Regions from separate parts of the Homo sapiens genome. Here region 1 is linked to region 2. Evidence: read pairs that join two places in POLR2A ChIA-PET (ENCODE). Cell type or tissue: PC-9. All regions are shown on one strand. Each heading gives the region's core, and the rest is flanking DNA. Links, peaks and the distances in the headings are about the cores only.

The links. Peaks named below come from ENCODE experiments on the same cell type or tissue, not always from the same donor. Only the 100,000 strongest peaks of a DNase experiment are listed, where the experiment ranks them.
Region 1: POLR2A ChIA-PET joins it to region 2 with 15 read pairs; 7 of 35 experiments call an interaction of 5 or more read pairs at or near these places.

What each region holds. Positions count from the first base shown.
Region 1 is chr9:128,555,188-128,565,473 of GRCh38, reverse strand. All of the region lies in intron 1 of SPTAN1 (spectrin alpha, non-erythrocytic 1), which reads right to left. Among named protein-coding and RNA genes, the nearest start is that of SPTAN1, 7.7 kb to the right of the region's middle. RefSeq lists enhancers at 6,538-6,597, 9,939-10,286. In PC-9, for the core only: no CTCF peak of the experiment used is centred there; DNase peaks (open chromatin) are centred at 6,693 and 8,983; H3K27ac peaks cover 2,622 bases.
Region 2 is chr9:128,808,293-128,813,292 of GRCh38, reverse strand. TBC1D13 (TBC1 domain family member 13) reads right to left here. Exons shown (of 12, transcript NM_018201.5): 12 at 2,863-5,000. Among named protein-coding and RNA genes, the nearest start is that of ENDOG, 7.7 kb to the left of the region's middle. RefSeq lists a silencer at 1,328-1,501. In PC-9, for the core only: no CTCF peak of the experiment used is centred there; no DNase peak of the experiment used is centred there.

The sequences.
Region 1 (10,286 bases), core at 4,119-9,118, 250 kb after region 2:
GATGAGCTGATTTTAGTCATATCACCATTCCTTTAAATTATTCTCCACATATCAACCATGTATTTTTGTTGTATTATTGTTTTTCCACAGTCCAAAATGTTTTATACTATAAAAGGAAACATTCTTCGCCATGCCACTCCCAAATCTTTTATGGCTTTTTTTTGTTTTTTGTTTGAGACGGAGTCTCGCTCAGTCACCAGGCTGGAGTGCAATGGCATGATCTCAGCTCACTGCCCTCTGCCTTCAGGGTTCAAGTGATTCTCCTGCCTCAGCCTCCCGAGTAGCGGGGACTACAGGCCTGCACCACCACGCCCAGCTAATTTTTGTATTTTTCGTAGAGATGGGGTTTCACCATGTTGGCCAGGATGGTCTCGATCTCTTGACCTCGTGATCTGCCTGCCTCAGCCTCCCAAAGGGCTGGAATTACAGGTGTGAGCCACTGCCCCCGACCTATGGCTTCCTTCAGACAGAAGAAAGAACCCACCTCTTGAGCAGGACCTTCACAATCTGGCCCAACATGCCTGCCTGGTATTATCTCTCACCCGTGACCCCTACCCTTGTGGCGGATAGAAGTATTCTTTCTGCTCTAAAATGTGTAATTCCCTTTAAAACTCCAAGCCATGTGCACATGCTTCCTTTGTTTAGAATGTCCTATGACTCTTCTTTGCCTAGATAGCGCTTATTTATTTATATCTCAACACCCAGCTGAAATGGGTAAACTGCAGGATCCTGACTCTTTACTAAACTGTACCCAATGTTCCTTCCTTCCCTCCTTCTCAGACGTAATCACACTTCTCTATAGATTTGCAAAGCAATTGTACATACATCCTAAGGTATGATTACACCGAGCAACCTAATATTTGTATACCAGATTTTTATTTATTTATTTATTTGTTTTTGAGACAGGACCTTATTTTGCTGCCCAGGCTGGAGTGCAGTCACGGCTCACTGCAACCTCGACCTCCCTGGTTCAAGTGATGCTTCCACCTCAGCCTCCCACTTGCTGTGACTATGGGTGCACACCACCATGACTGGCTAATTTTTTTTTTTTTTCTGAGAAGGACTCTTGCTCTGTCACCCAGGCTAGAGTGCAGTGGCATGATCTTGGCTCATTGAAACCTCTGCATCCCGGGTTCAAGCAATTCTCCTGCCTCAGCCTCCCAAGTAGCTGGGATTACAGGCGCCCATCATGGTGCCTAGCTAATTTTTGTATTTTTAGTAGAGACGGGGTTTCACCATGTTGGCCAGGCTGGTCTCGAACTCCTGACCTCGTGATCCACCCGCCTTGGCCTCCCAAAGTGCTAAGATTACAGGCGTGAGCCACCACGCACAGCCATGACTGGCTAATTTTTAAATTTTTTTTGTAGAGACAGGGTTTTGATAGGTTGCCTAGGCTGGTCTTGAACTCCTGGGCTCAAATGATCCTCCCACCTCCGGTCTTCCAAAGTGCTAAGATTACAGGTGTAAGCCACCATGTCCGGTCCTGTATCCCTGATTTCTAGCATACAGAGGTCATCAAGAAATGTTGGTTGAATAGGCCGGGCGCCATGGCTCACATCTGCAATCCCAGCACTTTGGGAGGCTGAGGTGGGCGGATTGCTTGAGCCCAGAAGTTCGAGAACAGCCTAGGTAATATGGCTAAACCCTGGCTCTAAAAAAAAAATTATCCAGGCATGGTGGCATGCGCCCGTAGTCACACTACTGTACTCCAGCCTGGGTGACACAATGAGACCCTGTCTCAAAAAAAAAAAAAAAAAAGAAATGGTTGAATAAATGATCAAGTCCATGCTGAATGTTGCAGATGCTGTGCAGCAGACCTGAATTCATTTGTAAGGGGTAGGGAGAGAGCTCCATAACGAATCTTTCAGTTTGCATATTGTAAAATTGGAATTCTATCCAGTTAAGTGCTAGACTGATGACAAGAATGGCAAATAAAGAATGTGCTGACTAAAGCTACACAACTAGGTGTCAACCTAATGACTAAATCTGAATTACCAATCTTGGATTGACCACATGGCAGTATACTCTGAGAAAGTGGCGTTTTTTTGTTTTTTGTTTTTTGGCAGGGTCTCACTCTGTTGCCCAGGCTAGAGTGCAGTGATACGATCTCAACTCACTGCAACCTTGCCTCCTGGGCTCCAGCGATCCTCCCGCCTCAGCCTCCTGAGTAGCTAGGAGTACAGGCAGGTGCCAGCACACCTGGATAATTTTTATATTTTTTGTACAGGTGTGGTTTCACCATGTTGCCCAGGCTAGTCTCGAACTCCTGGACTCAAGTGATACACATGCCTCAGTCTCCCAAAGTGCTGGGATTACAAGCATGAGCCACTGCACTGGCCTATTTTCTATTCTTAAAACAGACGTCAAGTCCTTAAAACCAAAAACTGGGAGTGACCTTGAAAAGCTTAATGTCTGCTCAGAGCAGTTTTTGTAATAAAATATATACATATATATATATATATATATATATATATATATATACACATACATGTATATATATATTTTTTTTTAGACGGAGTCTCACTCTGTCGCCCAGGCTGGAGTGCAGTGGCGTGATCTCGGCTCACTGCAAGCTCCACCTCCTGGGTTCACGCCATTCTCCTGCCTCAGCCTCCTGAGTAGCTGGGACCACAGGCGCCTGCCATCACGCCCGGCTAATATTTTCTATTTTTTAGTAGAGATGGCGTTTCACCGTGCTAGCCAGGATGGTCTCGATCTCCTGACCTCGTGATCCGCCCACCTTGGCCTCCCAAAGTTTTGTAATATTTAATGATAACAGGCAGTCATAGTTTACACTGCTGCCCTAAGTCTGTCAGCCTATTTTGGAGAAGGCTGATTTCTGATGAGGACCCTGACAAGGATCACTATAATCACATTTACTACAAGGTAAACAAGACTTCACTCAGTCACCTTCCAGTTGTCTCCTCCAGCCGTATCTCATGTCAAGCTCCCTCACCAACACCAATTACAGGTCCTGGACAGGGTCCATTTGAAAGCTCAAAAAGTTCCCTTTCCCAGGAGTGCACTCTCCTCTCCCACTCCCAACCCTACCATCTAATATCATACAGATCTCGGCTGGGCGCGGTGGCTCACGCCTGTAATCCCAGCACTTTGGGAAGCCGAGGCAGGTGGATCACAAGGTCATGAGCTCCAGACCAGCCTGGCCAACATGGTGAAACCACATCTCTACTAAAAATACAAAAATTAGCCGGGTGTGGTGGCACGCGCCTGTAGCCCCAGCTACTCGGGAGGCTGAGGCAGAAGAATCGCTTGAACCTGAGAGGCGGAGGTTGTGATGAGCCCAGATCGCGTCACTGCACTCCAGCCTGTCAAAAAAATAAAAAATATAAAAAACAAATCATACAGATCTCTGAGTCCAAAGCAAATGCCTCGTCCTCTATGAAGTCTTTCTGAATCAGAAGTCTCCACTCCCTGACCACCCACCTCTATCATTCATCTTATAACACTGCCACATTCTGCCATGAAATTATTGTGTTCTCCCTACCACATTCATAAGTCCTTTAAGGAACTCTAAAGAAGACCATATTTTACTCTTACTCTCTGGGCACAGAACTCAGGACTTGGCACATATTATAGATCCAATTATATTCAGAGCTTGGAAATAAAGAAACTGCCATCGTTTTATAATTAAGTAGTTGGGAGACAGGTAATTTAGTAAGCAAGTTGCAAAGGCCAGGATGACCTGGGATCCTCCGGTTCCCAGAATATGGCACAATAGACACAGTGATTCTTAACATGATTAGAGTTGACATATTGACATATTCTTTTTTTTTTTTTTTTTTTTTTTTTTGAGACGGAGTCTCGCTCTGTTGCCCAGGCTGGAGTGCAGTGGTGCAATTTCGGCTCACTGCAAGCTCCGCCTCCCCGGTTCATGCCATTCTCCTGCCTCAGCCTCCCGACTAGCTGGGACTACAAGCATCCACCACCTCGCCCGGCTAATTTTTTGTATTTTTAGCAGAGATGGGGTTTCACCATATTAGCCAGGATGGTCTCGATCTCTTGACCTCGTGATCTGCCTGCCTCGGCCTCCAAAAGAGCTGGGATTACAGGCGTGAGCCACCGCGCCTGGCCTTTTTTTTTTTGAGATGGAGTCTTGCTCTGTCGCCAGGCTGGATTGCAGTGGTGCGATCTTGACTCACTGCAACCTCCGCCTCCAGGGTCAAGCAATTCTCCTGCCTCAGCCTCCCGAGTAGCTGGGACTACAATCACAAACCACCACGCCCAGCTAATTTTTGTATTTCTCTTCTTTTTAAGAGACAGGCTTTCACTATGTTGGCCAGGATGATCTTGATCTCGACCTTGTGGTCCGCCCGCCTCGGCCTCCCAAAGTGCTGGGATTACAGGCGTGAACCACCGTGCCTGGCCGACATATTATTTATTGATGGCTGTTTGGTTATTTATTAGTTCCTTTCACTTCTTTTTTTTTTTTTTTTTTTTGAGATGGGGTCTTGCTCTGTTGCCCAGGCTGGAGTGCAGTGATGCTATCTGGGTTCACAGCAACATCCGCCTCCCAGGTTCAAGTGACTCTCCTGCCTCAGCCTCCCCAGTAGCTGGGATTACAGGCACCCGCCACCACACGCGACTAATTTTTGTACTTTTGTAGAGATTGGGTTTCACCATATTGGCCAGACTGGTCTCGAACTGACCTCAGGTGATCCACCCACCTCAGCCTCCCAAAGTGCTGGGATTACAGACGTGAGCCACAGCACCCGGCCTTCACTCCCTCTTTATTAGTTCCTTTTCACATCTGCACTTTGGAGTGAAAAAACAGTGAGGCAGACACAGTGGCTCACACCTGTAATCCCAATACTTTGGGAGGCGAGGCGGGCAGATCACCTGAGGTCAGGAGTTTGAGAACAGCCTGGCCAACGTGATAAAATTCTGTCTCTACTAAAAATACCAAAATTAGCTGGGTGTGGTGGCACATGCCTGTAGTCCCATCTACTCAGGAGGCTGGGGCTGGAGAATCCCTTGAGCCTGGGAGGCGGAGTTTGCAGTGAGCTGAGATCAAGCCCCTGCACTCCAGCCTGGGTGACAGAGCTAGACTCCGTGTCAAAAAAAAAAAAAAAAGGCGGGCACGGTGGCTTACACCTGTAATCCTAGCATTTTGGAAGGCTGAAGGGGGTGGATTGCCTTAGCTCAGGAGTTCGAGACAAGCCTGGGCAACACGGTGGAACCTCGTCTCTATTAAAATACAAAAAATTAGCCAGGTGTGGCGGCGTGCGCCTGTAATCCCAGCTACTTGGGAGGCTGAGGCAGGAGAATTGCCAGAACCCGGGAGGCTGAGGTTGCAGTGAGCCAAGATCACGCCTTTGCACTCCAGCCTGGGCGACAGAGCGAGACTCTGTCTCTTAAAAAAAAAAAAAAAGGTGAGGTGGATGTGGATGTATTAATCATTTCTTAAAAATCAAAATTATCGGCCAGGCAGGGTGGCTCACACCTGTAATCCCAGCACTTTGGGAGGCCAAGGCGGGTGGATCACCTGAGGTCAGGAGTTTGAAACCAGCCTGGCCAACATGGTGAAACCCCATCTCTACTAACAATACAAAAAGTAGCCAAGCATAGTGGCGCACGCCTGTAGTCCCAGCTACCTGGGAGGCTGAGACAGGAGAATCGCTTGAACCCGGGAGGCAGAGGTTGCAGTGAGCCAAGATCGCACCACTGCACTCTAGCCTGGGCGACGAAAAAGCAAGAGTCCGTCTCAAAAAAAAAAAAAATCAAAATTATTTAAGATTGAGTCTTGGTAAACAATTAGGGTTAGACTTATTTATTTATATATTTCCTTTGTTCTCAACCCTCAGGAAACAGTTAAGATGGAAAAACATTGAGAAATTATGCATCTAATTTGTTTGCTTCCAAAATTTTCTTGTAAAGAAATTTTCCAAGGAAGGCATAGTTACACATGGAACAATAACGACACTGCACACGAGCTCCTGAAAGAGATGGCAGTCTCCAGGATTCGAGTGTATGGTGCTGTTCTGCCTCCTATCACAGGAGTCACTGCATTTCTAAAATCCTTTACCTGCTACAGAAATTAAATCACATTTGGGAACAGCCCTTTATGATAAGAAAATCTCCATCATAATATCGCAAAGGTTCCATCTGAGCAAGTCCCCCTGCTTGGGCCCAGCTTGCTGATTTGATCCTGCCAATCCAGAGAGACAGTTCAGCAAGGCCCTGCTGAAATTAACCAACCTAAAAGGCCCTCTTTGTCACCCCAGTGAAGTAGAACGAGTCAATTCTATACCAAGTGCTTTGGTCAGGCAATAATGGACTTTTCTTTCCTGCAGTAGATCAGCTGACGTCAGTAGGTGGGAGGTCTGCCAAGCCACAACAGGCTGTCTCTGGGGAGCTGGGTATCTGAAAGTCACCAATGTGCTCCCACTGCAGTCAGCATTCAGAATTTTCATTTGTGCAATTACAGGAGACACCAAAAAACATTATGGGTTAGTGAGAGTTTCCCCCCTCTTAACCTGACAGGGAGCTGTCTCTTGTTTATCTACACGAGTTCCAGTTTCTTTTTGCTCCTAAAAGGGTCATTTCTGCAGACTACATTAAACACAGGAAAATTCTCATAAATATCATTAAGAATTCCTGCCATCCAAAGGTGCTACAGCCTCTCACCCGAAACTGTCAGTTACTGAAATGTCAGCTCAGCTCGGCCTGGGCGTGCCACATTCCTTCCACAACCGAGGCTGCATGCTGCAAGCACCCCACCCCTTCCCTGGCATATGCAGCAGACTGATAAGGCCGACTTCACAGAGAACGTTCCAGGCTGTTCCCAGCCATATGGGATTAACGCCTTTTGAGAGCACCAGAAAGGAAAAATCTGGGAAACGTGCCATTAAAAAACAAACTCCAATCTTACCAGCCTATCTATCAGTTCCACTAACTGCCTAAAAACCACAACAGAGACGACTTCCTAGGAATGCAATCAACTGACTGCTTATCTCAAAGGAGCCAACTGTCTCTGATTTTGCCAATCAAGTCTGTTCACATAGAGACTGAAGGAGGGGAAATGAAGTGCTAAGTATATTCTCTATATGTTTAAGGACAACTTCCCATTTAAGGTAACTTAAAAAAAAAGGTATATATTTGCAAAATATTATTAGAGGAGACTGAAGACGTAGGCTATTTATAAATGCTGCAACGCAGCAGTCAAACGTTAGCTGCATCATTCAGCAAGTAATGCGAATCTCAGGGGGATAAAGCAGGAATTACAACTATGTCCTCTATTGTAATAAATAAAATGAATAAAATGAACTTGTCAGCATTCTTACAATACTACCAGATCTCGGAAGAAGAGTGGGGTCTGAATATATGAATCTTGGCTAGAAATTTCTAATATACAGCTGGGCGCGGTGGCTCACGCCTGTAATCCCAGCACTTTGGGAGGCTGAGGCAGATGGATCACGAGGTCAGGAGATTGAGACCATCCTGGCTAACACGGTGAAACCCCGTCTCTACTAAAAATACAAAAAATTAGCCGGGCGTGGTGGCGGGCACCTGTAGTCCCAGCTATTCGGGAGGCTGAGGCAGGAGAATGGCGTGAACCTGGGAGGCGGAGCTTGCAGTGAGCCGAGATCGCGCCACTGCACTCCAGCCTGGGCGACAGAGCGAGACTCCGTCTCAAAAAAAAAAAAAAAAAAAAAAGAAATTTCTAATTTAATCCAAAGATACAGCATGCTTCAGAATGATCCAGGATATCAAACACAAACTTATACACAGTATCAACTGAAAATGGATTCCTACAAAATAGATTAGACATGAATATCTTTGTCTTATTGATGAACGCCAAGAGACAGCTGTTTGAGGCAGTTCTTGGTATTTGGGGAATTTTCATTCCCCAAATAAAAATTTGGGGGTATTTGGGGGCATAAAATTTGGGAGTATAAAAATAAAAAAAATTGGGGGGTATTTATGGGATATATAGCTCTATCTTCTTGTACAGGCAGAGGCAGTGGGTGGGAATCCCACTGCGTTAAGCAACACAAAAGACTGCAGATACAAACATTTTCGAACCAAAGGTCAAATGCTCTGGACTCTGTAAACCTGGCACCTGCAGTGAGTGCAGTCAGTTTCTCTATGGAATCCCAAAAGAGAGAAAAAAATTATAGTGAAGCTGAAAGGAGTCTCTATTAAAAACAAAGCATTGGGATTGCCATTCTTTCAGCAAGTTGAATGCACTGGATGTAAGAGACATTTGGAATACTACAAAATGAATTCTGATTCTCAGGCAGGACACCACTAGACATACAGTTTTGCAAGAAAGGGATTTTTAGGGACTAACAGGATGAACGGGTCGTTTGGTCATTTGGTTATGGAAAAATTCATAAACATCACCCAAAGCAAAAGATCATAGAAACCATTCATCAGTTGCTTTTGTTGCTTAGTCAGAACCCAAATGTGCAGAACCAACAATGTCTTTTTTCCGTGGCTTAGGATGCCAGCCTATTACCAAATTTCAGATTTGCAAAGCAAGAGAACTATATCCATGGATGTGGAAGGGCTTCCCTAAGAACAAACCACCAAAGAATTGATTAGCACTCATAAAATTGTATACCAGTTGATTCTCAGATCAAACAAAATTAACTCAAAACCAGCTTAGCTGCAGATTTTAGTGGCAGATTTGATGGTAAGCAGAGAGGTCAATAATACATAAAGGATGACTGAACACCATAAATAAAAACAACAAATATTTTTGCTTAAACCACATTCCAATCAGGATTGTGGATCAGCATGTCAGCCTTCAAACTGATTAATTCATTTCAACTTGTTAGCGCAATTTTGCAGAGGTGAGCAGGGACTTAGCTTTAAGAAAGCAAAAGATTCATACTGCATTGCATCAAAATCCAGAAATGCAGAGCAATATTGAGAAAACTTACTTCTGATTGCTTCCCAAATACTATCTTGCTGCTACTTACCTTTTAACCTGCAAAATTCAGATGAGAGGTATTTAAGTTCCTTATTGTTACTATGACTCAAAACAGGAAATGGTTATAATGTGGCCCATTTTTATAAACCTCATTTAAGTAAATAACTCATCTGATTTATAAAAAGGCCTGCCTTGGATTTATCACCTATAAACACTAGAAATTTCCAATGTTTATATTTTTTATTTTGGGATATCAAGATACTAAATTTTTTTTTTGTGAAAAAGGTCCGACTTAGAAAACAAAGACTGTACACAAAGAAAACATATAAAGAGAGCTGTTTTTTAATTTTTTTTTTTGAGACAGAGTCTCGCACTGTCACCTGGGCTGGAGTGCAATGGTGCAATCTCGGCTCATTGCAACCTCCAACTCCTCGGTTAAAGCGATTCTCCTGCCTCAGCTTCCCAAGTAGCTGGGATTACAGGGGCCCACCACAACACCCGGCTAATTTTTTGTATTTTTAGTAGAGATGGGGTTTCACTATGTTGGCCAGGCTGGTCTTGAACTCCTGACCAAGTGATCCACCCACCTTAGCCTCCCAAAGCGCTGGGATTACAGGCATGAGCCACCGCACCCAGCCCGAGAGCTATTTTTTAAACATGAAAAGGTAAGCTCTATTATAGAAATTGTGGTGGAAGAAGTCAATGCAACAGGAAACAAACCCAAGTTTACAATATTTGTCAAATTTTAAAAACACAATTTTTACTATGTATTTTCAGATTATTTTCTCCAAATATCTAGGATAATATGTTTAGTCCCTTGGTTCTTAAAAACCAAGTAGCCACCAATAAAAAGTCAGCAAACACTACATGCAAACACCAGAATGGTGGTAAGAAATTAATATATTCATGCCTTAAAGAGAAAGAGAGGGAGGTTAAAAAAAAAAAAAAAAAAAAAAAGGCTTTGCAAATTTTCAAGTAAATTTACTAATACTTCTGATAATTTAACACCAAAAAACCCCAAACAAATCCTAACCAATTTGTTTAACAGAAACGTCATGCAGGCAGGGTTTTTTTCCCCCTTTCTTTGGATCATTCAACCTCTTTGACACGAATATGCCTTCACTGCAAGCCAGGCAAAACCAAAAAGGCAACCCGTTTTCTGCATGCTCGTCAAATACCTGGACTCTGCGTTTACGAAACGATGACAACATGATGGAGGAATGTGGAGTCTAAAGAGGGAGGGGGAAGAGCAAGATAACAAGCTTCTAAGGGCAAACGGAACAAAATCATGAAGAAAACAGATTATTTAAAAAATATGAATACAGATTAAAAATCCAATTTCAGATATTTTTTCAGTGTCTTCTCTCTGACATTCTGTATAGCGTCTAAA
Region 2 (5,000 bases), core at 1-5,000:
GAAATCTCCGCCTCCCAGGTTCAAGCGATTCTCCTGCCTCAGCCTCCCGAGTAGCTGGGAATAGAGGCGGGCATCACCACACCCAGCTAACTTTTGTATTTTTAGTAGAGATGGGGTTTCACCATGTTGGCCAGGATTGTCTCCATCTCCTGACCTCGTGATCTGCCCACCTAGGCCTCCCGAAGTGCTGGGATTACAGGCGTGCCACCGTGCCTGGCCTACAAATGTTCTAATTTTTTTAAACTTTTGGACTCTTTTGTAGTAACAGTTAGCTTAAAACACAAATACAGCTGGGTGTGGTGGCTCACGCCTGTAATCCCAGCACTTTGGGAGGCTGAGGTGGGCGGATCACCTGAGGTCAGAAGTTCAAGACCAGCCTGGTCAACATGGTGAAACCCCATCTCTGCTAAACTTCCAAAAAGAATTATCCGGGTGTGGTGGCGGGCGCCTGTAATCCCAGCTACTCAGGAGGCTGAGGCAGGAGAATTGCTTGACCTCGGGAGGTGGACGGTGCAGTGAGCCAAGATCGCGCCATTGTACTCCATCCTGGCAACAAGAGTAAAACTCTGTCTCAAAAATAAATAAATAAATAAATAAATAAAAATAAATTCAATTAAAAAAATACAAAAGTTAGGCAGGGCGTGGTGGCTCATGCCTGTAATCCCAACACTTTGGGAGGCTGAGGCAGGTGGATCACCTAAGGTCGGGAGTTCAAGACCAGCCTGACTAACATGGTAAAACTGTTTCTACTAAAACAAACAAAAAACCCAAAAAATTAGCCGGGCATGGTGACATGTGTCTCTAATCCGAGCTACTCTGGAGGCTGAGGCAGGAGAATTGCTTGAACCCGGGAGCCAGAGGTTACAGTGAGCTGAGATCATGACATTGCACTCCAGCTAGGGCAACAAGAGTGAAACTCCGTCTCAAAAATAAATAAATAAATAAAAGTTAGCCAGGCATGGTGGCGTAGGTTTGTAGTCCCAGCTACTTGGGAGGCTGAGGCAGGGGAATCACTTGAACCCAGGAGGCGGAGGTTGCAGGGAGCCAAGCTGGCGCCACTGCAGCAAGCCTGGGCAACAGAGCGAGACGCTATCTCAAAAACAGCACCAAAACAAAAACAAAAACAAAAAAAAACAAAAAAAACCCCACAAACACAGCTTGGCACAGTGGCTCGCACCTGTAATCCCAACACTGGGAGGCCAAGGCAGGAAGACTGTTTGAGCCCAGGAGTTTTGAGACCAGCCTGGGCAATGCAAAGATGCCCTGTCTCTACAAAATATAAAAACCTAGCTGGGCGTGGTGATGTGTGCCTGTGGTCCCAGCTACTTGAGAGGCTGAGAAGGGAGGATCACCAGAGCCTGGGAATTCAAGGCTGCAGTGAGCCATAATCATGCCCCTGCACTCTAGCCTCAGTGACAGAGTAAGACCCTGTCTCAAAAAAAAAAAAAAAAAAAAAAGAAAAAGAAAAAAAAAGAAAAGATAACCAATTCACCCCCAAATGCCTGGGTTCATTTTGGGCTCCTCTGTTCTGTTCCTTTGGTCAGTGTGTCTATTTTACACCAGTATCATGCTGTTATGGTTACTAAACCTTTTTTTTTTTTTTTTTTTTGAGACGGAGTTACACTTTCGTTGCCCAGGCTGGAGTGCAATGGCACGATTTGGGCTCACCGAAATCTCCACCTCCCGGGTTCAAGCGATTCTCCTGCCTCAGCCTCCTGAGTAAGTGGGATTACAGGCATGTGCCACCACGCCCTGCTAATTTTTGTATTTTTAGTAGAGACGGGGCTTCACCATGTTGGCCAGGCTGGTCTCAATCTCTTGACCTTGTGAAACGCCCACCTCGGCCTCCCAAAGTGCTGAGATTACAGGCATGAGCCACTGCGCCCGGCTCTAAATAATTTTTTTGAGGGGGTACTTACTGTGAATGAGATTTTCTCTATTTCTTGTCTTTTTTTTTCTGAATTCAGTTTTTTATTTCTGCCTTTTTCTTGATTTCTTTTTCAGATAGTTTGTTAGTGTACAGAAATGTTACTGATTTCTGTTTGTTGATTTTGTTTCTTGTCACTTTAGTTCTAACAGCTTTTTGGTGAAGTCTTTAGGGTTTTTTCTAATATAAGATCATGTTGTTGGCAAAGAGAGACAATTTCACTTCTTCCTTTCCTATTTGGATGCTTTTTCTTTCTCTTGCTTAACCAGTCTGGCTAGTACTGCCAGTACTATGTTGAATGAAAGTAGAGAGTGGGCATCCTCGTCTTGTTCCTGATCTTGGCTCACACCTGTAATCCTAACACTTTAGGAGGCCAAGGCGGACGGATCACAAGGTCAGAAGTTGAGACCAGCCTGGTCAACATGGTGAAACCCCGTCTCTACTAAAAATACACATTAGCCAGGTGTGGTGGCGGGCACCTGTAATCCCAGCTACTTGGGAGGCTGAGGAAGGAGAATCGCTTGAACCCAGGAGGCGGAGGTTGCAGTGAGTGGAGATCGTGCCACTGCACTCCAGCCTGGGTGACAGAGCAAGACCCCGTCTCAAAGAAAATAAAATTAAATTAAAAATAAGGAAAAGATGTTGAATTTTGTCAAATGCTTTTTCCACATATAATGGATGGTCTAAGCTTTTTTAAATCTGAAAAATAACAGGCTATGTAATCATGTATGCAGAACCTCCTTAGCCAGTACTCACTCCCTCCTCCCCCAGCTGCAGACTGCTGAGGCTGAACTGGAAGAATCCAACAGGCTCTTCCCAGAAGGATTTCCTGGACCTTTTCTTAGAAGGGCTACTCTAAGAGACTCTGACTCCATCCCTGTTCATTTTTCCCTGTTCTGAGGTCTCCAAAGTTTCAGCTCATCACAGCACCAATGCCCATTGCAAAGAACACATGATTTATTCAAGACAACTCGTCATCAACAGCACTGACTCAAGGAACAAAACAGATGAAAAAACTAAAGCAAACGTTCTGACCCTCTGGAGTGAGACCCGCTGAATTCATACAGCTCAATCTGTAAGTGTCCAAGATCCAGGGGGCAGGTTCTCAAGCAGGAAGCCTCAGGCACTCTGGCTCTGTGGGGACCTCCCTTGGGCATCTGCTTGAGAATCTGGGGAAGGGACATTATCAGGGCAGGTCCTTTCTGCAGGCGGTGTCCTGCTGGGAGCTCAGCCTAACCAAGGCCTGGTCCCTGTGCTCTTGACCTTCATCTCAAGGTCAAGGAGAGGGCACTTGACCCAACTCTGCCAGCGAGGCAAAGTAATGGTGATTCAAGTAGTGTGGTTCCAGGAGGGAAGGTAGGGGGCAGACAAGAGTGAGTGCACTAAAGAGTCCTGGGCAGTGTCTGCTGGGTCCCAGGCAGTGGCCCAAGCTTATGAAGGGGTTGGAGAAGGGGCTGAACCACCAGCTGACAAGTCCTGGAGAGAGGGTGGCCCAGGTGAGCAGGAAGCATCATGCCTCTGCCTCATCCTGGAGGTCCTGGAGTCAGCCCAGTTCTCTTCCCATCTTTACACTCAATTCCAGTACAGAACTCAGAGCCCGCTCAGCCAGGACCTGCTCGAAAACCAGGCAGTTCCTAGAAGCATGGGGAGAAGAGGCTGACTTTGATCTTGGAAAATGAAGAGGATCTTGTCTCCAACTCCTTTCTCCCTTCCTATACCCATGCCTCATCCCCAGAGCACTTGCCAATGTGCAATACATAGCCAGGAGTCTGAATAAATAGTCAAAGTCTCCCAAATACTGTGCTCTGGGAGAGGAGACAGGCAGGTGCGGAAATCCAGGCGGCATCAAAGGAAAAGCCTGGTAGAAGAGCCACCTGGGGAAGCCTTTCCTGGCCCAAAGCCGGGCTTGGAAGGGCAGCGAGAAGTCCTGCCCACCAGACTCGGAAAGCTTTGGGGGCAGGAGGGCTGCTGGGGCCTGACTCCTGCCAGCCAGTCTGGAGGACGAGGGTCCTCACTATGGCACCCGGCTTCCGGACGCAAACCTTGTACAAGGAGGGAGGTGACTTGGTGAGAACTGGGAGTGGCCAGCTGCCCCTGCTCAGGGTACACCTGCTCCAGCCCTGGGAACAGCTCAGGCAGGGGTCAGAGAAGGCCCTGCACCTCCCTCAGCCCGCAGCGGGTGGAGGGGTACACAGAGGCACAGACATGGCCCTCCTGGAACTGGCAGGACCCAGGGCCTTTAAGCTCAGCTACCCCTGGCCCCAGAGAGGCTTCCTCGGGCCCCACTTGCCCTTTGTGGGACTCACTCAACCCAACCCTGGGTTGGGACCTGGAAGCCGAGGGAATGACAACTCTTCTGAAGCAATGGGTTCCGACCCTGGGCTCAGAATCAAGGTCCTTTTCTTTTCGGACAGGAGGGCCTCTGGGGGAACCTCCAGAAAAACCAGCTCCCCCTCTTCCTTCTCCCTCCCTGGGCAGAAAGCAGGGGCAGGAGGCTCAAAGCTTCATCCTTACTCAGCAGCATTTGGTTTCCAAGATTTCTGTGTAGGGAACGGGTTCAGAACCCTCTAAGTGAGGCACGGAGGACTCCCTCCCAGTTGGGAGGACCTAGGAGCCAGGGCTGGGGGATGGGAACAGGAGGCAAAGGCCAAGCTTGACCTCCAGGGGCCTTGCTGAGCCAGTCTCCTCATCTGTCTCCCAGGTTCAGGGGAGCAGAGGCAAGCGGGGAGAGGAGGTGGCTCAGGATAAGGCACCCCAACAGAGAAGGGCAGGGAGAGTAATGGAGAGAGGAATCATGAAGCAAGACACAGTCCCACTCTGGGAAGGAGGTGGAAGGAGACAGGCAGAGAGGTAGAGACAGAGAAGGAGGGGCTGGGAGACCTGGAGGCCTGAGAGACCCTCACTCCCTAACACACACACACACACACACACACACACACACACACACACACACACACGGAGAAGATGCCTGGGGACTTGGGCCCACATTCACACCGACCGACTACAGACATCTGTGGGTGAGACAGACGGCAGGACTCAGCTTTCAGTGTCGCCTTCCCTGTGGAGCAGCCGA